3 separate regions of the Homo sapiens genome follow, and regions 2 and 3 are each linked to region 1. The links are chromatin contacts, found by Hi-C or POLR2A ChIA-PET in ENCODE. All regions are on one chromosome and are shown on one strand. Each heading gives the region's core, a stretch centred on a gene start or an enhancer-like site at or near the end of the contact. The rest is flanking DNA. Distances are from core to core; before and after follow the strand shown. Region 1 holds the start of TPM1-AS (TPM1 antisense RNA). Region 2 holds the start of TLN2 (talin 2). Region 3 holds the start of USP3-AS1 (USP3 antisense RNA 1).

What was found. A loop is a pair of places that touch in the nucleus more often than their neighbours do. ChIA-PET counts read pairs that join two places held with the same protein, here RNA polymerase II (POLR2A). Pooled maps may share reads with other maps.
Region 2: a map of IMR-90 shows a loop between it and region 1 (5-fold over the local background). The contact joins the promoter of TLN2 here to the promoter of TPM1-AS in region 1. A Hi-C loop is called at or near these places in 3 of 168 maps with a recorded cell type or tissue (IMR-90, ascending aorta and chondrocyte), 3 of 37 single-sample maps with no recorded cell type and 12 of 50 pooled maps. POLR2A ChIA-PET finds 5 or more read pairs at or near these places in 3 of 52 experiments (MCF 10A, WTC11 and activated CD4-positive, alpha-beta T cell).
Region 3: a map of CD4-positive, alpha-beta T cell shows a loop between it and region 1 (4-fold over the local background). The contact joins the promoter of USP3-AS1 here to the promoter of TPM1-AS in region 1. A Hi-C loop is called at or near these places in 2 of 168 maps with a recorded cell type or tissue (CD4-positive, alpha-beta T cell and sigmoid colon), 8 of 37 single-sample maps with no recorded cell type and 15 of 50 pooled maps. POLR2A ChIA-PET finds 5 or more read pairs at or near these places in 2 of 52 experiments (CD4-positive, alpha-beta memory T cell and MCF 10A).

The regions. Positions count from the first base shown.
Region 1 is chr15:63,048,137-63,051,047 of GRCh38, reverse strand. TPM1-AS (TPM1 antisense RNA) reads left to right here and starts at 1,661. Exons shown (of 2, transcript NR_147233.2): 1 at 1,661-2,207; 2 at 2,353-2,911. All of the region lies in intron 2 of TPM1 (tropomyosin 1), which reads right to left. RefSeq lists a silencer at 2,195-2,854.
Region 2 is chr15:62,387,951-62,392,357 of GRCh38, reverse strand. It overlaps TLN2 (talin 2), which reads right to left and starts at 1,808. Exons shown (of 59, transcript NM_015059.3): 1 at 1,673-1,808. RefSeq lists enhancers at 786-1,400, 2,319-2,388 and silencers at 1,579-1,908, 1,956-2,152.
Region 3 is chr15:63,599,449-63,603,855 of GRCh38, reverse strand. USP3-AS1 (USP3 antisense RNA 1) reads left to right here and starts at 3,029. Exons shown (of 3, transcript NR_034080.1): 1 at 3,029-3,267. It overlaps FBXL22 (F-box and leucine rich repeat protein 22), which reads right to left. Exons shown (of 2, transcript NM_001367807.1): 2 at 2,615-3,159. The coding sequence ends at 2,817. RefSeq lists silencers at 2,288-2,417, 2,838-3,127 and enhancers at 2,115-2,932, 3,195-3,912.

The DNA of each region.
Region 1 (2,911 bases), core at 412-2,911:
CAACATTTTGAAGGATCCACACACCTTGGAAACACAGACTAGGAGGAAGTAAGGGATGGCTGCTTTTTCCAAGGTAAGGGCTGGTTTAATAGGGCCTATTAATTACAGTCTGAGTATTTGAATTTAGGCCAACTCTCTGGTCAAATATTTTTTGCAGTGGCTCATGGTTTTGTCACTAAACCTTTATCTTTGCTGCCAAAAGAAACTGTTACTGCTAGCTTAACTCACAGCCCAAGCTACATCTAAATACCTAAGTCAGCTACATTTAAGTTCCAATTTCAGAAGTTAGGAACAACTTGCAGCCTGAAAGTCTCTCTTCAATGGTCTGATCCAGTCTTCAAGTTGCTGTCTTAAAAGGTTCTGTGTTCAATCAATCACCCAGGTAGATTGTTTGCAAAGATTACTTAAAAAAATTGAAACTACTTAAACTACTTTTGATATAAAGCCGTGAAAAGAACGAAAGTACTATCTTTAGCCAACTGGCACAGGAAGAGTTCTGTTATAAAAACGACGTGCAAAAGAGAAGGTAAGAATAAAAGTAATAATGTGCCCTTCATAAAATTTATCTTTTGTGTCTAACATCAATCACTAGGCCAGGAGCCAATACAAGGCTCTCCTGCATAGGGTCACACATACTCTTTCTTAGCAGGGTGAGGAGACCTCAGACTTCTACCACTGATACCACTTTAACCCATCAAACATGCCTACCAGCCCGCCCACTTCCTCTTCATTCAAGCCCCCCGCCCCAACAAATGTTGATTAAAAGCAGTAAATGAAGTGTTTTATGATGTCATGAAATGAGCAGGCCATCTTTAAGACCTCTTGCTGGGTGGGGAACTGAAGGTGAAGGAGCACTGGGCTGCCAGGGCTGTGCAGTTTTAATGACAGCGGGCACACAGCACTTACCCTTTTGCGCCAAGCATCAGTGTACTGTCTTTACATAGTAACTCCTTTAACCGACAGGTAGATGCTGTTACTATCCACACTTTACACACAGGGAACTGAAACACAGAGATTAAGTAACTTGCCCACTGCTAGTAAGTAGTGGAGACAGGATTCAAGTTCTGACAGTCTGGGTCCAAAGTTCTTGTTTTTATCCATCATATTCTATATAGTTCTAATGGTTCAAGGACAGCTACTAGCGAGTAAGGGAGTCGGAATTAGTTTACCACCCAGCCAAGTTCAGGGATATCCACAGGACTTTTGCTGACTCGTCCTATAAAGCAAATACTGAGAATTATCTTTTGCCTATTAATTTCCTTATTCCTGCTTGTATTTTATCTGAAACTTTCTCTAGTTGAGCTTTCCTCTGAAGAGGACCATTTCAGGTCTTGAAGTTTCTGTGGCCAGCCATACAGCCATTTACAAACACTTAACTAGAACGATTTACTCAACTCAGAACAACCCCGTATATTAAGCACAGCAGGACATCATACTATCAATTGTCATAAAACTCCCAAGGTGTTTGTTTCAGTATCTTCATTAAAAACACACACACACAAAATCGACAAATATCCAATACTAGACTACCTCTGAAATCCTGTTCGTGTTTGCTGGATACATTTGCCTTAGAAGAAAGGAAGGAAGCCAGGTATTACATTTAACAAGGGGGAGGGGAAGCCCGCAAGAGAATACACCCAATAACTGTTGACATTTCGCCAACTTTTTCCAAGACTTGGTAACAAAGCATTATCTATCTGTATGAGAGAAAAGGGGAGGAGGACTGCTGAAAAAAGGGACGGGTTAAGGGTTTTGCACTATAGTTTAGCTCTTCCAGCAGAACGCGGCGCTGTCAAGCTGTCAATGTCTGTCTACCGCCTCGGAGACACAGGCCGCCGGGAAACCACAGGGTCGACGGGAACGGCGGAGTGTAGCATCCCCGGGCCCCAAGTCCACAGTGCCTCTCCCACTTGACCTGTCGGCGCCCCTTCTCAAAGTACGGATCTCCAAGAGGAAGGACCTCCTCCCTCTCCACTCTCAGAGTAAAGCAAGCCAGCAGCGCAAAGTGCACCTCCCGGGGACGCACAGACACGACTGAAAGCCACCACCCCAGAAACAGACCCTTCCTGGGAAAATGCTCCTTCCAGAACCTTCTCAACACCACCCGTTTCCCCTGGGAGCGTTTACTTTGGATCAGCGAGATGGAAAACAAAGGCTCAGGAGAACAGGCCGGGCCCCTCCCCAGAGCCCGCCGCCAGCTGGCCCAGGTGCGCCAGGTGCGCCCTGGAGGCGTGGGGACGAGGGACCGGGGCCTGCGGGGGGGGAAGCAGGAGGGCCCTGCGGGGCTGCCCCGGGAGGATGCGCCTCTGGGGGCTGCGGGGTGATGGGTGTATCCCTTACGGTCTCCCTCAGCTTCCTCTCGTGGTCCAGCTCGCGCTGCAGGGTGCCCGCGCGCTCCTCAGCGGCGTCCGCCTGCTCCTGCAGGCTCCGGATCTTCCTGCGCACCGCCTCCAGCGAGCTACTCCCCGCCATCGCGCCGGACGGTAGGCGGGCGGGAGGGCTGCAGTGGGAGAGGCCGGCTGCTGCCCTGCGGACCCGGCTGCCGCGGCTGTCCTGGCTGCCCAGCGCCGGTCCGCCCCGCCCAGGCCTCTCTGTGCGATGGCGGCGCCCCCTGCGGCCAGGAGCAGTCCGGAAGTCGCAGCCTCCAGGGCTGCGCAGACAAACCGCAGGCGGGCGCGCGCGGCTGGGAGGGGCGCGCGCCGTGGATCCCGGGACTGGCTGGGGGCACTGCGCATGCTCGCGGCGGCGGGGAGAAAGGCGCTCCCGGCGCGCTGCGGGGGTACCTGGTGAGCTGGGCGCTCCGGGAGGCCACTGCACTAGGGCTCTGGCTTCCACTTCTAGGGCCCCTCCGCGGCGCGGTGGTGACCCGGGGTAACGGAGCTGGCTGCTAAGGGCAATAGCGACTCCTGCT
Region 2 (4,407 bases), core at 559-3,058, 660 kb after region 1:
CTACCCAACCGTCTTTAATTATGTCTTTGACAACGCCAACACTTCAGTTCATTCCTCTCTCATCTTCTGGAAAGAACCAGAAGTTTTCACTATGAGACACAGGAATTCTGGCCTAAGTTGTCCCAGCTCTTCAAGGACAGCAAGAATCCAAGTTTCCCCACGCGTCACCTGAAGCCCCAACTTCTGGAAACGCCCTCCTTTCCTCGCCTCTACGAGCTGCGAGAGCAGAACACGCAGCCGCGGGCGCTACTGCTGTCGCCGCTAAAGCCAAAGAGGCGACTGGAAGCTCAGGCTGTTCGGCGGCCTCGGGGCGACCACAGGCCAGGCCCTGGTCCTGATCCACGAACCAAGGCGCCTCCTCTCCCCCAGGAAGTGAGCTACTGCGCCCCTCGGAGCACCCAGGCGAGCCCGGGCACCGGGAGAACGCTCTACACTCGGCGCCCAGCCCCGGGACGCCGCCCAGCGCACGGCTCCGGCTGAGCACCCGGGCAGCGGTAGCTGCGGGGAAGAGGGGCGTGTTCCCTGAGCCTCGGAGCCCCAAGGCCGGGTCCAGGCGGGACAGAGGAAGGCGGCAAGCCCAGCACGCTGTCCGTGACGGCGGCTCTCGTTCCCAAGCCCCGCCGGCTGGCGTGGCGACGCGCTGTAGTCCGCGCGCCCTTGCGGGGACAGCAGTCGTGCGCGCCTTGTGCGGCCGCCTCCGCGCCTGCCTCGGCGCGCAAACTTTCCCGGCGACAACCGATCAGGCCTCTCCGACTGGGGCGCGGGGCTCTCCCCGGGACCCAGAAACTGCTCGCCCCCTCCCCTCCGCAGTCAAGACCCACTGAAAATATGGCGCCCTCGAAAGTCGTTCCTCGGTCCCCTCAGGGATCCCGAAATACTCGTCTCCAGGTCCCTCCAGCTTCCAATGGGCGCAAAATTTCAGCTCGTGGGACCGAGGAAGGAGAGGGAGCCGCTGAGTCTGTGTGAGGCCAGCCGCACTGGATGCAAAGCCTGGCCCCGCTCTCGGCCCGGCACTGCCCCCGTCGCTCAGCGGCCAGCAGTTCGCCCGTGGCGAGATTGCCAAGTAAAGGGCAGTCGTGGGATCGGCAGGTCTGAGTGTCCGGCACCGGAGAAGGAACTCCGCACTGGCGGGCTGTCTTAGCCCAGAGCCTCGGCGGGAGACTTGTTTGCAAAGTGGCGCTGGAGTCCCGGCGGCCAGTGCTGGAATGAAGCTGCTCCTCCAGCGCCAACTCTTCTGGCGCGGGGGCCCGGCTGGGGTCGAGGGGACACTCTATGCAGGCGGGGCCGCTTTTCAAAGCCCAGTTACCGGAAACCCAGCGAGAGCCCCGGAGGGGACCGGCTGCCCACGGCCAGGAATCCGCTCTCTGGCGCCGACTGCGAGGCTGTTTGCAAACCGCTGCGCCCGGGTCCGGTGCAGTGAAACATACATGTGCAATAGACAGGTGCATTAATTTCATTTTATTTTTATTTTCCTGCAAGAAGCCCTCCTAGACCATCAAATCTGGGAGCTTTACGGGTTTTTCCTGCATTGGCATCACTCACGAGAAGCAAAAGGGAGGAAAAAAAACCCCACATTTTCCTTCTGGAGAGGGGAGGGAAAAGACACGAGAAATTCATGCAACGTGCATGCAGCTGGAGGAAGAGGAAAACCCGAGTGAGCCGTGCGCCTTACCGGGGGATGCATTTACTGTCTCATTGCAGAGCGCCTGCCCGGGAGTGCAGCCCGCGTCCCCCCGCGCGCTGGGCGACCACTCCGCTCCCGCAGCCGCCTCAGCCGCTGCCGCCGCCGCTGGCTCCGGGCGCGGAACAAGAGCCGAGGGCGAGCGCGAGCGCACTGCCCGAGAGCGCTGGGAGGGCAGGAAGCGCGTCATCATTCGGGGACGGCGCGGCGCCGGTCCGGCCGCGGCGCCGCGCGGCACCGGGGTGGGCCGCCACCGAGGCTCAGGCGCCCGTCCTGGGTTTCCTCCCACGCGTGGTGATGCTGAAAGGGTCCGCGAGGGAAGGTGATGCACCGGCCGAGCTGTCACGGGGAAGGGAGGCTCGGGGTGACCCCGGCTTCCCAGAATTGGGGCTCTGCTGTGTAAAGGGGATGACTGCAGGACACAGCGTCTTGTAGGCTGGGGCCCCTAGGTCCGCAGAGTGCCCTCTCGGGACCTCTGGCCCGGTCCTGGGGGAAGCGAGCTGTGGCTAACTGGAGGGCCGTGGTGGGCGGTGGGGTCTTGCTGCGAAGCGGAGGGCCGTGACCCCAGGCGAGCCTGCTCCTTTCAGCACAAGGACCCTGAAACCTTGCTGGTCAGGTGTCACTTAGGTATTTAGAGAACGACTATAGGGATGAGTGGCGGTAGGGGCGTGCTGTGTTGATAAGAAGAAAATAATTCACTCCTGCTTGCCATGCCCTGAATAAAGTCAGTTATATACCTCTTACATTTACAGTCATTATTAGTAAATACTGTAAATACCATGGAACAATGTGAAGGTTATTCAAGGGGGTGAGGAGACAAAACACTATGTACCGTATGGTCCCGTTTTTAAAAACTGTGATTTATGGAGAAAGGCAGAAAAGACTGGATAGATAAACACCAATAAGTCTCTCAGTGATTGGTGGAATTGTGAGTAATTTTACTTTTTTATTTATCTGTAAGGGACACATTAGTAATTTAAAAAAACAAGAATTAGCCATGACCCCTTTACTCCTAGTACTTTGGGAGGCCAAAGCAGGAAGATCTCAAGCCCAAGGAGTTTAAGATCGGCCTGGGCAATATAGCGAGACCTTATCTCTACAAAAAAAATTAAAAATCAGCCGGGTGTGGGGGCGCATGCCTGTAGTCCCAGTTACTGGGGAGAATGGTGGGAGGATCGCTTGAGCCCGGGAGCTCGGGGGCTGCATGAGCGGTGATCCTACCACTGCACTCCAGCCTGGATGACAGAGCGGGACTCTGTCTCAAAAAAGAAAAAAAAAAGGAAAGACGACATTATTTCCATCCCAATACAGAATGGACCAGGAAATAGGTAGCAAATCTATTCAGTTACTCAAATGGAACTGCTGGCAACTTTTTAGTGTTTCTCAGAGAAAGAAACTGCTGTCACCATAAACCGGAGACTGAATTGATTTTGTAAATTGAAATTATTTTGAATAAGTCCGTTGGAACATTGGATAAGGCTGGACATTCTGTGAGAACAATACCCTGTCCTTAACCAGGCTGATGAACCGGACTGTATGTATCATAGCAGCAAAGATAACCTTAGGGTACAACTTTGTAACTTATTGCAGAATATAAACTGTAAAGCTAACAAAGTATACATTATCAATGCACAGTGAGAGAACCAATTACTTGGCAACTTGAGAAAGTCCTAAAAATTGCAGGGCACAATTTCTCATTGTACAGGTAAAGTATTTTTGTTCACCACGCCTTTTTAAACATTCACCAGTCTCACAGAATAACTAGTGGTGGCAACAAGCCACCTCAGGGGTTGATTAAAAAGTACATGTTTATTGATTTCTGTATGAGCCTGGTAATAAGCTCACTAAATTAATGCCACCTAAATTGTTCCTTGGTTTACTAACAAAGAATAACCATATTTTTATGGTCCAAATGCCAGGTTTACATAAGAGGCTCATCAAGAAGGAAAGGAAAAAATGGTTGCAACTTAAGTGATTTTCCCCTTCCACTTAGTCCTCCGTTCATAGGGCCCAATAGCTTCCTATCAAGCATCTCAAAATCTTTCTGACACCTGGATTTCAAGATTTTCCATTACTTAATGCATCCTCTTGAAAGTATCCCCACACTTTTCCACTACCCATCAGCGGGATGCCATTCAGTAATGGAAGCTACATTCCATGAGAGCAAGAACCTCATCTGTATCTCTGTGCCTGAAGGAGCCTGACACATAGTATTTAATAAGTACTCAATAAAAATCTGCTTTATGAAAATAGCCTTATTTGTTCACTACCTATCTTACTAGTTCCTGAGATATTTGAAAAGTTATCTATTCTATTAGAGTGTCAGCAAAATTCTGGGATGCTGAGATCCTGTAGAGTTATAGCCTTGGTTTGGTTCAGTTACTTTTCAAAGTTCCAGCTAAATCCTAAGGCATTCACAAGGGTGAGGTGCAGGTGTCTGAATATTTGGGCATTAATAAGCCAGATAGCACTATTCTGTGGCTTTCCAAGGTCAATTAAATTCTTTCCCCCAGTGAGAAAGAACATCAGCCTTAGAACTCAGCTTTAGTTCTAGCTTCAAACCAATTGGCTTTGGACACTTCTTAATTTTACAGCTCCTGGTTTTTCTAACCACTCTTAGGGCTCTAAAAACCATTTACTGTTTTTTTAGAGAAATCAACTAACCATTCTACGTCCTAGCATTATATTTTTCAAAAATTTCCCCAGTAGAAGTAAAAGCAATTTTA
Region 3 (4,407 bases), core at 1,780-4,279, 550 kb before region 1:
AAAGCAGCCTGTGTCTCACAGGCTAGTAGCAGAGTCCTGCCACTCCACTGCAGCTGGTGGTGTGACAGAGCTGGCTCTCCTGACAAAGGGATTATGCTGGGCCAGGGCTTACTGTGGCTACCCTGTTTCTGGAGTAAGCACTGCCCCAGCCCGGAGCCCTTTGGCAGTCCCCAGAAGGGCTGGTGTGGGACAGGGTGCTGCTTGCCTGTCCACATGTTCTGCCTGGAACAAAATCCAGGGCCGCTGGGACTTCACCTATCATCTGTGCATGGCGCCCTGGTTCCTTCTGGGGGTAGGTTGGGCTGAGGGGGAACCTTCATCTCTCATTTCTTCCTCACATTAATCTGTCCATCCACTGCTACCCCCATCCCTTACCATAACCAAACAAAGCAGGTGCAGATGCTTGAATTAACAAGAACGAAGTCTAGTAATAAAAAGCAAATTTATTACCCAAAACTAGTAAAGGGGGAAGTAGCCAGATTGCTATTTAAAGTAACTGCTTCAATTTTTAGAGGGGAAAGCAATTTTTAGGGTTTTTAAAAGGGAAGACTTGATAAGGAAGGCATGCAAGAAATGGGCTGAGTATGATGTCTGTGTGTTTTGTTCTGGTGGCTATCTTGGGCTTCAGTCCACCTGGACCTCGGATTGACATTATTTTAACAATGGTCAGGTTGTTAATTAGCCATTTTGAAGTAATTTTTGGAGGTTTGCAGCTGGGTCTCCAGGCTTGGTCTGTCTCAAGATTAGCCACTGAAACTTCTAAGACATCACACAATTAAATAGTAGCATACAGTTAGATAAATGAAAAGGGAGCATATCTGGTGAGAAAGGGGAGGGACGTGGAGTCTATTTTAAGGCTAAGGAGAAAGGATTTTGAGTTTCCTCAAGGTTATATCTTGAAACTCAAGAGAATGGGAAAAAAGTTTAAAAGCATGTTGAAGTTAAGCTGCGGGCTGCATTGCTTCTCAGATACCTGCTACTCAGCTTCCCTCCTCATTCACTCTGCTCCAGCCACTCTGATCTCCTTGCACATGAGCCATGCCTGTAGTCCGCGGCCTCTGCACTGACTGTTCCTCTGCCAGGAGTATCTATGCCCCCTGCCTCACTTCATGCCTCAGATGTCATCTTCTCAGTGAGGCTTACATTGGTCAACCCTTTCTCAGAGGCTTCACCCCCCAATCTCTTGCCAGCAATCCCTAATAGCCCTTGTTACAGCCTGCACTTTTTTCCAAATACTTTCTACCATTTTTTTTTTTTTTTTTTTTTTTTTGAGACAAGAGTCTCTCTGTCGCCCAGGCTGGAGTGCAGTGGCACGATCTTGGCTCACTGCAAGCTCCGCCTCCCGGGTTCACGCCATTCTCCTGCCTCAGCCTCCTGAGTAGCTGGGACTACAGGTGCCCGCCACCACGCCCGGCTAATTTTTTGTATTTTTTTTTAGTACAGACGGGGGTTTCACCTTGTTAGCCAGGATGGTCTCGATCTCCTGACCTCGTGAATCGCCCATCTTGGCCTCCTAAAGTGCTGGGATTACAGGCATTGAGCCACCGCACCTGGCCCTTCTACCCTCTTATATACCAGTTACCTGTTGTCTCTTCCCCCACTAGAAGGTAAGCTTCATGAGAACAGAATTTGTCTTTTTCCTTGCCGTTTCCCTATTTGAGCAATGAATTAAGGAACCTGTGAGTAGGGATCAAGCTCCTCTTTCACACAGAAGAAACACCTGGCCTGGGAGGGGTAAAGGGCTTTGTCGCAGCTGGCGCTGGGTGGAGCCGGAGTGTGAACAGCGCCCATCACAGTGCTCCTCGCCTCTTCCACCCACCCAGAATTCTCCCCAGTGACCCAGGACCAGGCGGCTGCCGGGGGGCCGAGAGCCTTCACTAAATGTGACACATCAGTGACTACAGCCCTGAAATTCAAATTGGAAGCCTAGGCTTGTGCTCATGTCCAGCAAATCCAACAGGTGAAAAATCTAGCTTGTCAGCTTATAATGGTTCCATTATCAAAAGCTTAGCCAGGGCTGCTGGTTTTGTTTTTGTTTAGTTTGAGGCTTTTTTTTTCTTCCAAATCATTTCTTTTTCCCTTATGAGAACAGTAGAAAATATGGGTAACTATGCAGTTTATGTAAGCATTCAACAATTGGGAGCGAATTTTCTACAATCGCGAGTGCGGTCACTGCGGGAACGCATCCGCCCCAGGAAAGGTGGGCGGGCAGACGCGCGTGCGGGCAAAACCGCAAGGAGGAGCGGCTCGGTGGCTCCTTCTGCCCGTGCGCCCCTGCTTCCCCTCCTCCTGCTTCACCGAGATCACCACCGGGGCTCCTGGAGGTGGCGGTCCCCAGGACACTCCGGGAGCCGGCGGGGTCTCGCTGGGTCGCTCCGCCCGGAGGCTCCCCAGACCCCTGCGCGCGGCAGCCCTGGCCCCCGTCACCCCCGAGCGCAAGTCGGCGAACTCCGAGTGGTCAGGTCCTCCCCACCGAGGTGATTTCGGTCCAACGGCGATCGGAGTCCCCGAGGACGGTGCAGGCGCCTCCCGCCTCCGTGGGGAGCGCACAGCAGAAAGCCTGGGGCGGAAGCAAGAGGGGAAAGGCGGTGGTGTTGAGTGAGAACCAGCCGAGTGTTTTCCAAATATCCATTTAATCTTGCGTTTATCCTATGTATAAAATCGTAACGTGAGGTAGGCTTTCTTATCCCCACTGTGCAGACGGGGAAAATGAGGCTCAGAATATGCGGTGGTGGTCTGAAGGTGGAAGAGCTGGGTTCGAAGCCAGGACGGTCTGGGGCTGCGCTCCTTCCCCGGGGGCAGCGGCGGGGCGGCGTCTAGCGCTGCAGCAGCTTGCCGAGGGCCGCGGCGGGCGCGCGCGGGCGCGGGGGCTGGTCGGGCAGCATGGCGGCGCTGTGCTCTGCCCGCAGGGCCAGGCGCGGGCACGCGGCGCGCAGGCGGCGCAGGCCGGCCGCGCTCACGTTGCGGCAGAAGTCCACGTGCAATGTCTGCAGCGCGCGCCCGTCCGCCGCCACGGCAGCCAACGTGCGGTTGGTGACGCGCGCGCAGTTCTCCAGGCGCAGTGCGCGCAGGCGTGGGCAGCAGCGCAGCAGGCGCGCCAGGCAGTCGTCGGTAACGTGGCCGCAGCCCGAGAGCGTGACGGACGCCAGGTTGGGGCACCTGTGAGGAGAGTGCGGTGACCCGGGGCTCACTGGCTTGTTAAAGCTACCCAACCGCCCCATGGGACCGAGTGGACTCATTTACCGAGGAGGACTCGGGCCCTGCGAGGTGAAGACACTTGGCTGCGATGACACTGCAGGGTTCCAAGTCGGCTTTCTGGCCGGCCCATTTTCCCTCCTCTTTCTGCCCCTGCACCCCACCGTACCTTCATCTGCGTGGGTTCTTGGCTCGTAGCCTTGGGAGCCCCTAGTGGGAAGCCCCGACCCCGGCCCAGCAGAGTCCTGGGGCGGCTGTGGACAGAGGGAATGCCGGTTCCAGGAGCCACAACCCTTGACTCTTTGTTTCGCTCTGGATGTGCTGCCTTGCAGGGGAGCGGTGCTTGGCGATTGCTCCAGTCTAGCTTCAAGCTGAGGCCCCTGAATGTCCCGGCGGGACGTGAGTGGGAAGAGGGATTTGTTTCCTTGGAGGTGGCCTAGTGACAGGCCCATCCCAACCCTCAAGGCGGTGGGGGCACGCGTTAGCATTGAGTCCGGGTTCAGCTTAGTAGACTAGAGCTGTTCCTGCATCCCCTGGGCCACCAGCCTGGAAAAGGGTAGGGTTCGGAGGCAGCTAGAGGCAAGCCCTGAGCAGGTACAGTCACGGACACCCACCCAGGTCGCTTGGCCAGAAAGCTTGGGGGACCCTCTGCTGCAGCCTCACCAGCCCCTCCCAGCAAAGAAAAGATCTTGAGCCAAGTTAGACTTGGTTTATCGCCGTGTCAGTCACTCACGGAGCCTTCATTTCCTCTGCGTGGGGGGAATAATGTCTACCACTGGGGTTGTGAGGAGCCTGCAACGGGGCCTTCCACAGGCAGTCCTAACCCGCTTTCCCTGGAAACAAACGGGACCAGCCTGCTTCCAGTCCAGAAGGACCGACTAATGGGCCGGGGCCTTGGCTCCCCGCAGCCAGAGGGAGCTAGAGTCTGGGCTGGGGAAGCGTTTCCCTTTCCCTGCCAGCCTCCCCCGCAGCTCCGTGACTGCCCCTGGCTGTGCCAGCTCGGCTCCTTTGTGCCAGGGGAGGGAAGTAAGGAACTTAAATATGTTGGGTGCAGCCAGGTGTCACACCGAGCCCGGGCCTCCTTCAGGTTTGTGTGCCCTCATTAGTCACCCCGTCAACCTCTGCACCCCCAGTTTTGTACATGAAGAAACTGGCTCCGGCAGCTCAGGTGACTGGCTGGTGACTTATTTGCTGTCAGACCCAGGACAGATG